Linked DNA regions of Mus musculus: region 2 is linked to region 1. Evidence: chromatin loops called from intact Hi-C (ENCODE). Cell type or tissue: left cerebral cortex. All regions are shown on one strand.

Region 1 (8,000 bases):
AGGGGTACTGATCTCTGGCTGGGACCCTGGTCTGTATAAACGGAGAATGGGACCTGAGAAGTAGCAGGCAATTATTACTCTCTGGTCCTGACGGTAGATGTGTTGTGACGAACTGCTTCAAGCTCTGGGCCTTCTCCTTCCCTGCCAAGATGAACTCACCAAAACAACTCCCTGGAGTTACTTTGGTTGGAGAATTTTAACACAGCAACAGTAAAAGAGGCCACAGTAAGGATGTGATCTGATAAGAGTAATGGCAGTCTGTTGTTCAAGGCCTGGTGAAAAAACAGATTACTGAGTGACATTTTGATAAAACAGTGCCCGTCAAGTAGAGAAACAAACACATTAAAAAAACAACCCACAACGAAAGCAAAGGGAAGAGAAATTATAGTGTATAAAAAAATAAGAAACTCATTAGTTATTCTCAACAACTGGGTTATACTTCTGTCATGATTCAAACACACTGCAAATAAATATCAGACAAAGATGGGCTATAGGGTCATCAGGAAAATGTTAGTGCTGATGAGACGTCTAAAAGGATAGCTTTGTGTTGTGTGCCGGGGGGTGGGGGTGGGGGTGGAGATCACAGCAAAGCGTCATCTGTAAGGTATATGGTGTCTGAAATCTGAACCACTAAATCCAGTGGGTGGAGGTATAGTAGCTCAGGATCAGCTACGAGGTGATAATTTTTGTTACATTCTGGAGAAAAAAAAATTGTAATAGATCAATTAATAAAACAAAACCCAAGAAAGTTTCTGGTAGGAGAATGCCACAATTTTCCTTGCTGTCTGGACACTTTATGTGCCCGGGGAAGCTGCACTGTGTTAGAACCATAGGCGTGTACATGTGCGTGTGCGTGTATAAACAGGGCCTTTCACTGGGCTGAACTCAATAAGTAGTCTAGGATGGCTGGTCACACTGCACCCCAGGAATTCTCTGTTTCTGCCACCCCAGGGCTGGAATTAAAAGAGTGTCACCGTATCCAGATGATGATGATGATGATGATGATAATGATGATGATGAAGAAGAAGAAATGTGTGTTCTTCGGGGATCAAATACAGGTTCTTGTGCTTGCAAGCCTAGCATTTTTCCGGTTGATCTATCCCCCACCCCAACCCCAGCTTTCTTTAAATTCTTATCTACTTCATAATTCTGCAGGATAACTGAGGTCACTGTCACACTTGCGCCCTATAGATGTTATTCAGATGTAAACTGTCAGGGTGGCCCCAGATCAGCCACTGCTAGGTTGTAGGTCCATGCCCCGATCTGTCTTTGATTTTTATGTGAACAGGTGGTAGTGTGCACGAGCTGTGTAATAATTCACACAGGAGCACCGGTCAAAATGGCTCAGCTGTCTTCAACTTTGTACTGTCTCTCGTCATTCATAAACTCATTAGATGTTTTCCAAAGAAGTTCGTTTACAACTCTCAGTGCCTCTAAAACGGCTTGCCGGGTTCTTGTAGAATGCCTCCCCCGCTTTTATCCTATTACTCATGATGGGTGATACAGTCGCTGACCATGGGAGCCTGACCCAGAGCTCAAAGGGACATTGTTTATTTGCTAGGTCCGTTAGTTGTTTGGGGACTGTTGGTACAATGAGCACCACTTTGCCAAGTGCAGAGCTGTTATCTCTGCCGGGTGAGGAGGAAGCCCTCATGGAGGAGACAATGTGCCCAGTCCCCCTCTTTGAGCCTGAGCAGGAAGTCTGGTTTCTCTCAGGATATGGATGTCAAATCTATCTGGAGAACTCACATGCAGCCCGGCCTTCTCATTTTCTGGGGTAATGCTTGGTGGTTTTCTCCGTCTCCTGGTATCCTGAGGCAACAAAGGAGGGTGCTTAGCTAGTCTAGAAAAACTAGTTTTTCTCATTAAAGACACTAATAATTCTCTCTCCTGGCACTTTCCCCTCATGGGTGCGAAGAAGGCAAAAGAAGTGAATTTGAATTTGTTCGTTTTAAAAAACAGGACTGGCTTGAAATGAGTTCTATATTTACCAAGTGAGTTTATAGCAGGCCAGATAGTTGCTAAATATAGAGGAGGTCTTGTAAAAGTCCACGCAGAAGGGACGCCTTCTACTTTTAAAGTTCTTGAGAAATGACTACTTGACATTTATCTCCTGGTTTGGATGAGAGAAATGCCGAGTGAAGTCCCCACCACGAAGGAGGAGAGGCAATGTGGAGCTTCAACTCTGTCAGGTTCCTGCCTTCCTGGCAACAATTACTGCCCTTGGGAATCTTTGAAACAGACCTGCGCTTTGCCACCAATGGCGATGGGTACCTTAGAGTGCTCTGCCCTCCACAAAGACAGCGGCAGCCCAGGAGTTTGCTCTCTGTATTTGAACTTTTCCTCACCTTCCTCCATTTTGGTTCCCCACAATAAGAAAGCTCGTTGTAAAGCTATGTCAAGAGCTGAAGCCTTAAGCTGGGCAGTGGTGGCGCATGCCTTAGAGAGAGATTTCTCCTGTTCTGCAGCGTGAATACTTGCTATTGGTGCCTCGATAGAACGTATTAAAACAGCCAAAGGATTTCCAGTGCACGAATCGCTACTGTCACAAAGTGATCTCTAAGACTTACAGCAGCCCCTGCTGTAAGTGGACCCCTCACAGAGGTGATGCCTCGCCTGCACTTCTGTTCGGAGCTTCCCTGCGTTTACAACATTCTTCGTACTTTTCCTTGCAGTTTCTCTTCCCTGCACACAGAGGCATACAGGGGGAGCTTCAGCAGAGCTTTGCATAACATTAGAAAACGTTTTTCCGAAACGCTAAAGTGGGCACTACACAGCTACAGTCCTCATGCTAAGAGGTGGAGACAGGTGTTCCCTTGAGCTTGTTGGCCAGCCATGTTACCAGGCTGAGTGAGAAACACCGTTTCAACAAAGAAACAAAGAAACAAACAAGCAAGCGGTAGAGAGACTGGAGAGATGGCTCAGCGGTTAAGAGCACTCAGTACCCTTGGAGAGAACCCAGGTTTAGTTTCCAGTACTAACCTATACGGCTGCTCACAACTGTAACTCCATTTCCAGGAGTTTCTACGCCCTCTTTTGGCCTCTGTGAGTACTGCACCCACGTGGCTTCCAGCTATATATGCAGGCAAATCACATACAAAAAGAATAATGTGGATGTGATAGAGAAAGACAATGACGTCGACTTCTGGCCTCAGCATGCGTATGTGCAAAAGTGATGAAAGCCTTTTAACGTTTTCTTTTCTCTTTTTGCCTGGAGAGGAAAGGTATTGATAGTGGTAAAGGCGCTGCCTGCAGTGTGTTCCATGGGTACTTAGAGTGTGAGTCGCACTCCACTGGGCTTACACTGCTTGTGTTTGTAAAGTCCCAGACAGTTTGGTGCTGAGTTGGCCTTTCCTTAGTGCTCTTCACCTGCCTGACAAGTCTGAGAGGCAGATGCAGGCTTTGCTGTCGGCCTGATGGTGCGGAAGAAGAGGACTGTGGCATCATCCCAAGGCTCCGTTGGAATACGAACTAAAACAGGACCAGTGATTGTTTTTATCACCATATATGTCTTCCCACCTTTCAAGCTTGAGGTCACCTGGGACTGATGAGCAAAGGCATTCTTATGCGCCATCCATGTTAAGAACAGGACATTTCACCGGGTGGTGGTGGCACATGCCTTTAGTCCCAGCACTCAGGAGGCAGAGGCAGGTGGATTTCTGAGTTTGAGGCCAGCCTGGTCTACAAAGTGAGTTCCACCCCACCCCCTGTTTTAAATGTGGGTGCTGGGATCAAAGTCAGGCCTGCAGGCTTATGCAGTAAGCACTCCCATCCACTGAGTCACCTTCCCGGTCCCCTGAGGGACTGGAATAAAAGAACTCTCGAGGTAGACTTTGAAGGAAGAATAGACCATAAGGTGAGATGGGGGAGATGGCCCGTGTTCTTTGAGAGCTCTGTACACTGCTAGGCCCCATGAGAAAAGAGTGTCCTCAAGCAGTTTGATAAAGAACCGACGATTGCCTTGACTTAAATTCTGGTCAATTATGTTGAAAGACTTCTGATAGGAACTCAAAAATTTTCATCTAAAAAGGGCAAGTGCTAGTTTGGGTCCAGTCTGTTCCCCAGTTTAGTTGTTTCATATCTGCACAGTGGAATGACGCTGTGTGATGGATGGTAAGAGCCGGTGTTTACTGGGTGTCTGTGCTGTGCCAAGCATTGCTCTCATTGCTTTGGGGGACGATATTATTTAATCTTTTCAAAAGAATGTGAAATAGATACTGCTTGTCCTAGTATGTTTTATGCTGCTATAGCAAAATACCTGAATCTGAATACAAAGAAAAGTGGTTGGTTTATCGCTCTGGAGGATGATAGCCCAAGACTGGGTGACCATGTAGGTATGGAGGGAAGAGAAGGAAAGGACAGAGAGGAGAGGAAAATGATATAGAGAGAAGAAGCAAGCAAGTGAGCCAGGGTTGATTTTTAATAGCCCCCTTTCAGTAATGAATCTAGTTTCTTGAGACCAAATGTAGTCTTAATAAAATGAGTCCAGTCTCTTAAGAAAAATGTCAGTCCACTCTCCAAGCAGTTTCTTCAGGACTCCAAAGCCTCCATTGTCCCAGGTACTTAGGGCTCAGCACAGACCAGTTTCCTTCAAGTTGTAGTACTAATTATCCCCATCTGACATGATGCAGCAGCTCAGGTGTTGGCTGGGGGTGTTAAGGAACTTGTCTGAAGGTATTCATCTATTTTCACCTGTGCCCTCCAGCCTGCACTGTAGGCACTCTGCAAATGTAACCTCTAAAATGCGGAGGCTTTAAAAATTGTGTTTGTGTGAGTTCTCTGTCATTGCTGTTACAGCTGCCACACGTCTAGTCCTTTCACACATTTGCCTCATCGTTCTGAGGTAGGAAGCTCAGATGGGTCCCAGGGAGCTATAAGGAGATGTCATTGGCACTGTATTCCTTCTGGCTTTGTAGAAGAATGGATAGCAGTTTGCTCTTCAAATACTAGATGTTGCTGCTTTCTTTGTCTTGTGACTCCCTCGTTCATTTTCAAAGCCAGCAGTGTTGGGCTGAGCCTTTCTTGTGTTGGCAACTCTCCTGTTGTAGTAGTCTCTTCCTCCTCCTCCTCTTCTTCTCCGCCTCTTCCCCTCTACCTCTCCTCCTATCCTCTCTTTTACTCTCTTCTCTTCTTTTCCCACTCTCTCCTTTCCTTTCTCCCCCCACGCACCCCCCCCATTTTGCTAAATAGCTCAGATTGTCCTTAAACCCACAGTCCTCCTACGTCAGCTACTATGCACTGGGATTGCTCCTCTTTTAAGGGCACTTATTATTATGTTGTGTTTGTCTGAATATGTATCTCAAGGCCAGCTGATTGGCAATGTTAATTGTATCCACGATTTTAATTCCCCTTTATTGTGCAACATCAACATAGGTTCTGGACAGTAGAACAAGGGAGACTCTTGGGATGGGGAAGACGGTATTTTTCTTCTCACCACAGTATTTTACCCCAGAGCGAGGCTTGTTCTGGCAATCTTCCTTCCTGCCACAAATGAGCTCTAATCACAAGGTTAGTGAATAACCACCCTAGTCCCTTCCAGCTAGAAGCTAAGCCAACCTTTATGTCTTCAGTAAAACTTCGACTTAAATTTTCATTTAGGTTGAAGTTTTAAGGATGTAATTCCTTCACATTGTCCTTTGAAGTCTTTGTGTAAGCATAACCAGACACTTGCCAAGGAGGAAGAATTTGAGTCCAGGGGACCAAGGGCTAGAGATGGCCAGGACTAAGAAGTCCTGACTATGACCACGCAGACAGGATCCTCGAATTAGAGTCGAGAACATGGGGGACTACTTACAGATATGTGCCTTTCCCCACAGTCAAGCAACTTCATCCTCTAGCCCAGTGGTTCTTGACCTGTGAGTCTCAACCCCTTGGGGGATTGAATGATCCTTCCACAGGGGTACCATGACAGATATCTTACGTATTAGATATTTACATTAGGATTGATAATTTTAGCAAAATTACAGTTCTGAGGCAGCAACAAAATAATTTTATGTTTGGGGGGTCATCATAACATGAGGAACTGTATTAAAGGGTTGCAGTGTTAGGAGGTTGAAAACCACGGGCCTCCACAATGTGGCTGAGGACTCTGAGTGCAGTGTTTTGGGGGGAGTAAGGAAAGGGTGGGCATAGATGAACAAGATGGGGAGAGGGCTAGGAATTCTCACTCTGTAACAAGAAGATGATGGCCACAGAGCCATAAAGTGATTCTTATGTGTTTCTCCTATATCTGAAAACTTTTATACGATGAGGAACAAAACTACTTGGTTGTCAAGATGACTTGCTACAAACTGACAGTGGAAATGGGATTGAAAACTCACTAACTACCTTTATAAAATTCATAAATCCCCTGGTGCCAATATGGCCGACACATACCAATAATCTTTAATCATGTGACTTCATGATTGGCAACAGCATCACAATGGGGTCCTGCTTGACGTTGGTTTTGATCAAATCTGTTGAGCTTGTTGGTATCGATCAAATCGGAGTTAAATTCTCCCTTCCCTTTGAATGTGCTTTGCTAACCATAGCTATTGCCACGAATTCGAAGTGTTCTTGAATTTATACTAACCGCTGCTCCCTGTTTCTCCTGCTATAACAGTTTGAGAATGTGTAGACTAACATTTAAGACTAAAATTTCATAGCTGTTCTCAGTCTCAGAATTGCCTAAAATAAAGACTCTAAAGGATGGGTATCTTGTGAGATGGGTATGGTGTGTACCTCAAATCCTGTAAAATAGGCAGCAAGTTGGAATTAAAAACGAAGCTCACTAACATGTATGGTGGAATGTGTGTTTTACCTAGTTATCATTCCCTGAAAGGTGTTAGAGTTGATCTAACCGAGACACCAGGTCTCCTGGTCTTAGAGCTAAGAACTTCTAAGTGGAAGGAATGTCTAGGTAAACTTTATGGAGAAGAGAAACCTTAGATTCACTAATCTAGGAAAAAAATGCATCTTGTTTTCAGGCCTGATAGTTTAGAGATGTTTATGTATGTAGGTATGTGCAAGAGTAGCCAGAAAACCCAGGTAGAATTAGATAGTGCTTATGGATAGTGTGATGGAAATTTGTAGGGGAATTCTTTCTTGGTGGCCAGATGATACAGGGATCTCCCCCTGGGGGTCACAGTATCATTAATAAAATAATTTAAGAGTGAACTCACATGTCATCTCAAGGCTAACTTTATTTGAATTAAAGACACCCTAGAGTAGGCAGGCTGTAAACTTCAGCAGCTGCCTGGAGGAAGACGATTGAGAGAGGTGGGGGAGCTGTGATGTTTGAGCCACTGGCGTGGAGGCCTGCTGCATAGTAGCCGACAGCCAAATGGTGGGAGGTGGAACAGCCCGAGGTATGAGGAAAGGCATATTTATGTTCCCGCTACACCCCAAAGATAAAGTTGGAAAACAGAGGAACAACGTTATTCCTTTTGGAGTTAGTGGGTCAATCAATCAGAACCTCATGGAGGCTTGTAGAACCTGTGCACGGTGAGGAATTCTGAGAAGGCAGGTAGAGTATTTCATTAAAAGAATAATTAACCCATTTCTCTCTGTAATGGTGGCTTGAGGTGAACTTGCCTTCTTAGGAATGGTGTTTGGCCAGGAGATTGGACTGGAGTGTTAGGTCTCTTCCCGGGCTGGAGATTCTATTCTTTTGACCAGTTGCTGATGACCAAACTTTTCCCTGGGGATATTCAACACATACATCTACTCATCCCACATAGGGATTATTGGGTTTTTAAAAGGAGCAGAGATGAGGGGCTACTTACAGGAACAATGCATGACTTAAAGACAGCTATATCACCAAAACTCACCCTACCTTACAAGTGACAATGCACAAAAACTGAGTACCTGGAGCACACTGCACAGCCTGCAGCCAGCTCAACAGGTTGGAGAGTGTTCCAAGTGACTCTGGTCTGAACCTCTTCCAGGCAGCTTGGCTGAGTTTTTCTTTTTCCAGGCAGTTGGTCTAGTCTCAGTCTTCTTTGTAGCTCTATGGTTCTGCT
Region 2 (8,000 bases), 49 kb before region 1:
TCCAAATGTTGCAATCTCATGTAAAGGCCACAGACTTAGAGATTAGAGCTGAAATTGTGAAAAGACCCAGATTTGAAGAATTACTTTTAAAATACATATGTTAAAGCTCCAGTTTTTTGTTTTTTGTTTTGTTTTGTTTTGTTTTAGTCTCAGTATGAGAAGATAGTTTGGTAGAAAAGCAAAAATTTTTGTTATTTGATTTATTCTCTTTAAATTTTTATTCATTTTATTCATTATTATCAGTTCCCCTGCATGTTTGTGTGTGTGTGTGTGTGTGTGTGTGTGTGTGTATGCATGTGCATGCATGCATGTGTGGGTCAGAGAACAATTTTCAGAAGTTGCTTTTCTCATTCAGCTTGTATGTGGGTTTTTTGGGTGATGAACGCAGGTCACCAGGGTTGCCCAGCAAGACCTCCACTTGCCGAACTATGTTACCGCCCTATTTTTCATTTTAAAATTCATTCTGTTGAAAACAAAATTGGGCAGAAAATAGAGTCCTCATTAGCATCTTAGTTCCCACTCTCCTATAGCCCCTCCTCTCATCAAAGCTCTTCCACCAGAGTGGGATACTCATTGCCATTTCTGAACCTACAGAGACACATCAGTATCCCCTCATGTCTGTTATAAACAAATCGTACAAAAGGGCTCACTTTTTGAGTGCTTGCTGTGGATTTTGACAAATGTATACATGACAGGGATGCCCACTGTATATTCCACACCACAGTTGCCCTGGTCTGAGTCTTGTTGGCTGCCCAGTCATTCCTTCCTCTCATGGAACCCTTGGCAACCATAGATTCCCCGAAGTTTTGTTTTTCTCCAGGATGTCACATAGTTGGGATCCTGCCTGATGCCACTTTGTAAGATTGGCTTTTCCACACCAGTATGGCTCCTCTACAGCTCCTTATACTTTGGCAGCTCATGCCTCTTTAGTGTGAAATAATACTCCATTGTTCGCCTGTTTTATAGTTTATCTGGTCCCTGACTTAAGGGCTTCTGGTTGCCTCTAAGTTTTGAGGATTATAAATTGAGATACTACAACATTTTGCTTAGGTTTTGGTGTGATATCATTTTTCATCTGGTTTGGGGGCATACCAGAGGGTGTGATAGCTGGAATATGTGGTCACAGCATAGATACTTTCCCTTTAAGATACTGAAACTGGCTTTCAGTATGACTGTACCACTTTAAAGCAAGAAGTTAGAATAGTTTTCCTCTACCTACATCTTTGCCAGCATTTGATAGTACCAGCTGGGTTTTGTCCATCCTAATAGCCATATGGAGGACTCGCAGTTTAATTTTCATTTGATAAATGAACTAGAAGAGTGAATATTTTTTCTTAATCTCACTTGCTTTCTCTATAACTTTAGTTATACAGAGCCTTGGTTTTGTAAGTTGAGTTTTTTTTTTTGTTTTTTGTTTTTTGTTTTTAGTTTCTTTATGGGGGTTGGGGTTGGGGAATGGGGCACCTGCCTTGACAAGCCCGTGGAGATTGGGGGCAGACAACCCAAGGGAGTCTGTTCTCTCCTCCTATCGTGTGGGTCCCTAGGATCAGACCTAGGCCTCCTGTCTTGGCAGCAGGCACCTTTACTCACTGAGCCATCTGAATGGCCTCTTTTTTCCTACACTCTTATTTGCAGTTTAGATTTAATTAACTAACCACTTAACTGATTAATTGTGTGTGTGTGTGCTTTGCCATGGCATGCATATATAGATCAGAGGATAACCTGAAGGAGTTGGCCTTTCTTTCCACCTTGTGCGTCCTGGGACTGGATTCAGGGAGCAGACTTGATGGCAGGCATGTCACTCACTGAGCCATCTTGCTGGCACTTTTTAAAACATTTTTTACTTTGACTTTTATTTGGTTTGCTTTAGTTTTGTTGAACCAGGGTCTTGTGTAGCCCAGGTTGTATCTGCTTTGTTATTTCCTGGATGTCTTGGGTTTCAATTCCTGATGCTCCTGCTTCAGATTTTTAGATTTTTCAGGCTCTGGACATACTTGACTTGAGATGGAAAGGTTATATTTTAAGAACAAAAATGACAAATTTACAGACTTCTAAAGAATCCTTGATGCAGAGGTGGCTTACAGCTTTAATGCCAGCATTTGAGAGGCAGAGGAAGGTGAATTTCTGACATTTAGACTAGCCTGGTGAGTTCCAGGGCAGCCAGGTGTGGGTCTCCCTTCTTCTTGGAGAGTCACTGGCCAGTGGACCATGAGGGTGGAGGGAACAGACGCATCAAGCAGGGATCAGACAGCTGTGAGTACCGTGGAAGGGCTTCTGGAGACAGCTTCAGTGAGACAGCGCTCTTTGTTGTCCCAGGAGTAGGTAGGGTATATGAGAACTCTTAGGGGTGTGGATGGAACGGGTTGATTGGTTATAACGAAGTACCTAATTATCACTAGGGTGGGGAGCCAGACAGAGCAGGGCTTGCGTGTGGAGTTGTGCAGAGTTTGCAGAGAGCTCTGCACAGGGGCTTCAGATAAAACTTCTATGCTCTATTCCAGACAGGGTCAGGACGAGAAAGGGAATCCTCCAGTTTGCACTGAGCTCGGAGAGAGCTCTCCCAACTTGGTGGACTGTGACCCTAACAGCAGGGTTCTCCAACAGCTAAGGAAAAACAACACAGAGAAAACCTGCCTTGACACCCCTCCTTCCCAAAAAAACACCAACAAAAAAAAGAGATGATTTAGATTTGATTGTTAAGAATTTGGGGGGATCATTACGGAACCCTATCCAAGGATCGTCCTCCTCTTTAACACAGAATCTAGGTCAGAGCATTGGATCACAGATTGGCAAAAGAGCCCTGAAGAATTTTCTGAGACATTTGATTTAGGTCTCTCTCTCTCTCTCTCTCTCTCTCTCTCTCTCTCTTTTTTATTCTCAGGGGGTACATTTGGGATTATGAAGGAATTTCCATATGTTTTTAATGAGTTTAACTTCTCAGGCCATTCCACAGAGGTCTCCAGCGAGGATGCCACTTACAGAGAGCATACGCTGTGAGGTGTGCCATAGAGAGAGAGGGGGTGGCTCTGTGCACAGCTCAGAGTCCTGGTGTTTGTCAGCCGAGAGAGGCAGCACCACTTAATACTTCACGTCTTCTGGGATGGTTAAGCCAATCAAAATTCCAGCACGAAGGAGGAAGAGTTCCCCCCTACGCCCCCATTGTAGGAGCTACTACCAATTGATGGCCGCTGAGGATGAGAGATCACCCTTCTTTGGTGGTAGGTTGCTCGTACAAGATCACCCTTCTTTGGTGGTAGGTTGCTCGTACCACACCGTGCACATATGGGCAGAGCTAACTGGATTCAACTGTTAATGTTAATAGCAATATGACTAAGGACGTGAAGTTGGGTGGGAGACAGGGTAAGGGCATAAGGAGAAGCTGGACGGAGATAGTGGTGGCCAAATATGATCAGTACATGCTGTACACATGCACACAACCTTCAAACAAAAAAATATTATTTAAAAAAATGGGAGGCACTTTTAGTGTGTGTGTGCCTTCAGCCGGATTCACCTGGGTGGGGAAAGGTTGTCTTTTTGGTACCAGTGCCAATGACAGTAACTATTCTGCTGTCCCGCCTTCTAGTGGTTTTTGGCTGAGTCATTCTCTTTCCGTGTCCCACCTGACCATCCTCTTCCTCCCCTTCTCTACTCTGAATAAACGTTGGGATTCTTTTCATTTTTTCTTCTGACATTCGCCATTGCTCAGCTTGGTTGTAGTGAGGTTTCGTAGGTGGTTTTCCAGAACAGGAAAGTAATCCAGCACATTCAAGCTCAGCCACACCAGATGGGTCAGAGTAAGACAGCTCTGTCTCTCGGAACTCCTGCCCTAATTCAGTGGAACAACAGAGTGAGGAGACGAGCAAGACTCTCTGAGGTCTCTGGACTCTACCTTTCTCTATAAAAAGTCTGGCAAAATTCTATACGTGTTTCCTCTAGGGTGGGATCATAACACGGGAGATACACTTTCAAATTTCTTGATAGAAAAGCGCTATAGAAGGCTGGATATGGTGATTCCCACCTGCAGTCCCAGTTTCCTGGAAGATCTGAAGTCCTAAGGTCCATCCTGGGCTACAGAGTGAGACCCTGTACCAGGAAAAAAGTACTATCTAGATATTGGTTATAAGTGGTCTTACATTTTGGATAAGTTGTTCTGTTTTGTTAAACTAGCATGGATATAATTATTGCTATTATGTGGAAAGGCTCAATTGTTATCATCTGGAATGCAGAAGGTCTCCTGTGTTTGGACAAGTGGTGTACTTGACAGAACTCTGTTGTCTGGTGGCCTGTTACAGAGTGGTCTCCTGAAACATGATGTCATAGACTCAGCCCTAACTGTGCCAGGCCCTATGCTGAGCTAGCTGCTCCACCAGGGTTTCGGTGGATCTCCACGTTTTATGGATGCACGAACCCAAGGCAGGGTTCAGACTCAGAGCCAGCCTGTTTTCATCTTCCTGTCTCCCAGGATCTGTGCAGACTACAGATGGTGTTTGTCCTGGTTGGAGCTCAGCTGCCATGCCTGGCGAGATTTCTGTGGGAAAATGAGCCTCAGATTGTCACTGGGGATTCCAGTGGGGGCGGGGGGAGTGTAGGATCTTCCCACCCTCCTGGGGTTGAGCAATACTGATTTGGTTAACCAAGCAAGCATCTGTGGCTGTCTTCACCAACATCCAGGACTTTCTCTAGGAGCTTGCATTCTTCTTTGGGGTTAAATACCTCAAGGTCCCCGTCTTTCTCTCAAGGTTCCAGGTCCCTACTGGAGCAGGTTGTAGACATATGGATGCAGACGCACAGGGATGGCTGGATTCCGTGTGGCTTTCCAGGGCACACCAGGAGTGTCATTTACGTCTTTTTCCCCAATTGCTTTCCTTTATTTTCTGGAAACTAGGGAAGAGGTTTGTACTCTCTGTTCTTTTTGTACTTTTAGCCTGTCTGGCCTCTGATGGCCTCTTCTTTCCCAAGCATCTATCTCTAGCTTTTTCTGCCAAGAAGGGATGACATGCTAATTCCTGGCTTTCTGAGAGTCTTTTCATCTATCCCTTTAAGCAAGTCAAGTGCAAAACGTGTCCTTCAAGTGTGCCCCGCGCTTGGTGCATGACTGGTATTCAGCTGGTGTTCTTTTTGAATGAATGAGTTTCTCATCTTGTCTTCTGAGCCTGTTGAGTTCATTAGGTTTGCATTTTGTACCTTTTTTTTTTTTTTTTGTGGTCTGGGTATTAAAAGTCCCCTGTAGGCTCGTTTGTTTGAGTTCTTGATTCTCCAGCAGGCAGTACTGTTTGCAGAGGTTATAGGACCTTTAGGAAGTAAACCTTAAGGTGTCGGTTGCTGGGGGTGGGCCTTGAAATGTATAGCCTGGACCCACTCTTTCTGCTTCCTTATCTGTCCAGATGTGCCCAGCAGCCTCGTACTCCTGCTGCCACACTTTATTTGACATGATAGACTCTCTCACTGTGAGCCAGAGCTGCCTTTCATCAGCCAGTTGACTGTAGCAACATCTCATAGATACACCTTATACATATGGATAATTGAATTCGATTTGCATATATTCTGTGAGGGAATCGAGACTCAGCTCTCAGGGTAGAGAATCAGACTGATGCCTTTAGGGTGCTCTTGGGGAGGGAATGGGTTGGTGGAAGCCTAGTGCAGAGGGAGTCCAGACTCAGGGAGAGGGGACTAGATAACAGCATTTGGTGATGGGAGGGGAAGGTCTTACATGGGAGGGATGTAGGATGGACAGACTATTGTTGGCTATGTTTGAGTCAATGCAGGACAAAAGCTGCCATCCCTCACTCTTCCTGCAGCCAGGGTGATGTGTATCTGCTGGGGGTATAGATTGAGGAGGAGGGGTTCTTGACTGAAGGTAGTTTGAAGGAGTCTAGCAAAAAGAGAAGAAAGGGATGAAACGTGAGAATGTCGGTAGAAAGGAGAGAAGGAAGGAAGTTCCTCACTGTCTGTGGTCCAGGGTCAGGGTCGCTGTCCTTGCTATCATTCCCAATCGAGTCACATCAGTTGGAGCCTGCCTGTTAGCATGCTGGGCCAAGGGATTGAGGTTTTTTTTTTGTTTTTGTTTTTGTTTTTTTTGTTTTTTTTTTTAACAAGCAGTAATATATTGGAGCACTCTTTAAAATTTTTCACAATAATAAAATTCACATTGTTAAGAATCATTCAGCAACCATGAAATTTACACAAATGATTTAAACATACAGTATTACCTTGCATTTTCACCTCAATTTTTGAAATGTGTATTTGTTTATGCTTCACAGTTGCTCTGCCTCCATGTCCTGTGGAACTTGGCTCTTTGATCCTTTATATCTTTAAACTCCCACAGTTTACAACTTAGTGATGCTCTTGTTCCAAGGATAACCAGGGTTCTTCTTGCCCTGCAAATCTGAGTTCTAAGTAGGACAAACAGTAGCATTGCTTGATCAAATGTGTGAACAAATGACATACATTTTAAGATGCTTATATGCGACTGGCAGTGTACTTAGAAATAATTGTGACTAACACTAACCTTTCTGTAATAGATGATAGCATATTATTCACCATCTCCCACAACTTGAATAATAGAAACCCACTGGCACCCATATACATTTGTTAATTGACAAATAAGTTCATGATGTGCTTAAGCCATGTCTGCTATTATTTCCCATTATGCTTGGGGAGCATTAAACATATTTCAAAATGGGGATTGAGGATTTTTATAGTTTGTGAGGCAGCTTCCCCTCAGTGTTTCTTCCTCAGGGAAGTGGAAGGAATTGGAAAAGCTGATAGGCCATTTGCTTGGTGACGAAATGTACTCCCCGAAACTAAGCTTCAGCCTGTCCCCCATAAGCTGGGGAATCCCAGGAGCTCCCAGTGGCTGCCGGGTGAGGATCTTGGAAACAGGGTTGTCATTCAGAATAATTGCTTTAGGAAGTGAAGCTTGGGGCTGTGTCACATCCACATACCGTCACTACTCTAGATCGCCTCTAGCCATGTTTATCATGGAGAATTCTATGGATCCGTTTGTGTCAGACATGTTTACCTCAATACATGGCAAGTCCTAATCCCTAGAACCCGCAGATGGCATCTGGGGTGGCCAGGACTTGGCAGATATGGGTTAGCTAAGGATCTTGTCGTGGTGAGACTTTCCTGGAGTCGCACCGCACATTGTAAGGGATAGAGGAAGATTTGATGGCAGGATAGAGTTGAAGGCAATGGAAGAGTAGAAACAGACTGGAGCGTTGCAGCCACCAGCTACCGTATGCCAGCAGCCACTGTACCCAGGAAGGCCCAGGAAGGGATTCCCTCTAAGAGGCTTTGGAGAGACTAGGGTCCTTGTGGCACTGCCAGCGTGGTGATTCCATACCACTAAGATGGAATTTCAGGCTTTTAAACCTCAGGGACTGTGACAGCATACATTTTGGTTGTTTTAAAGTCAACCCAGTCAGTGGTAATTTGTTAAGACAGCAAATAGGAAAACCACAGACTTCTTATTAATAGTTAACGAAAGATAAGCATGTTTAACCTTTAAATAATATTTTTTAATACCTGAGAATGTTATAAATACACATACTGCATTTTGATCAAATCTACTCCCCTAATTTAGTCCCTTCCAACTTCTCTCCTGTCCACACCCAGCATCATCCTACCAACTTCATGTGCTCTTAAAAACAAACAAGACATTGAGACTACTCAGTATTGTCTGTATGAACATGGGAAGCCTCCCGGGGGCTGACCCCTGGGGAAAACGGACTGCCTCCTCCCCACACCCTCAGTAGCCACTAGTGGTCCATAGCCTCTCTCTCAGCTAGCAGTGAGACTTCACCCTCCCCTCCCCATCCATATACTCTCGACCCTCTTTGAGTTATTGGCTTCTGTTCCTACATTTGCTGTGACACTGCACCCACTGAAGGGTTTTGCTTCACACTCTGGGGAGTCAGGTGAGACCTGATTGAAGATGGGTGGTCTCCACGTATGACTACCATTCCGGGGTCCTAGAGAGCCCCAGGAACCCGGGATGC

The links. A loop is a pair of places that touch in the nucleus more often than their neighbours do. Peaks named below come from ENCODE experiments on the same cell type or tissue, not always from the same donor. Only the 100,000 strongest peaks of a DNase experiment are listed, where the experiment ranks them.
Region 2: it touches region 1 in a loop (2.1-fold over the local background); 5 of 42 quality-filtered maps call a loop at or near these places.

What each region holds. Positions count from the first base shown.
Region 1 is chr17:75,072,456-75,080,455 of GRCm38, forward strand. All of the region lies in intron 3 of Ltbp1 (latent transforming growth factor beta binding protein 1), which reads left to right. Among named protein-coding and RNA genes, the nearest start is that of Ltbp1, 71 kb to the left of the region's middle. In left cerebral cortex, a CTCF peak has its summit at 3,050 (motif pointing left); DNase peaks (open chromatin) are centred at 2,482, 2,718, 3,016 and 3,393.
Region 2 is chr17:75,023,046-75,031,045 of GRCm38, forward strand. The region is part of intron 2 of Ltbp1 (latent transforming growth factor beta binding protein 1); the gene reads left to right. Among named protein-coding and RNA genes, the nearest start is that of Ltbp1, 22 kb to the left of the region's middle. In left cerebral cortex, no CTCF peak of the experiment used is centred here; DNase peaks (open chromatin) are centred at 3,763 and 4,533.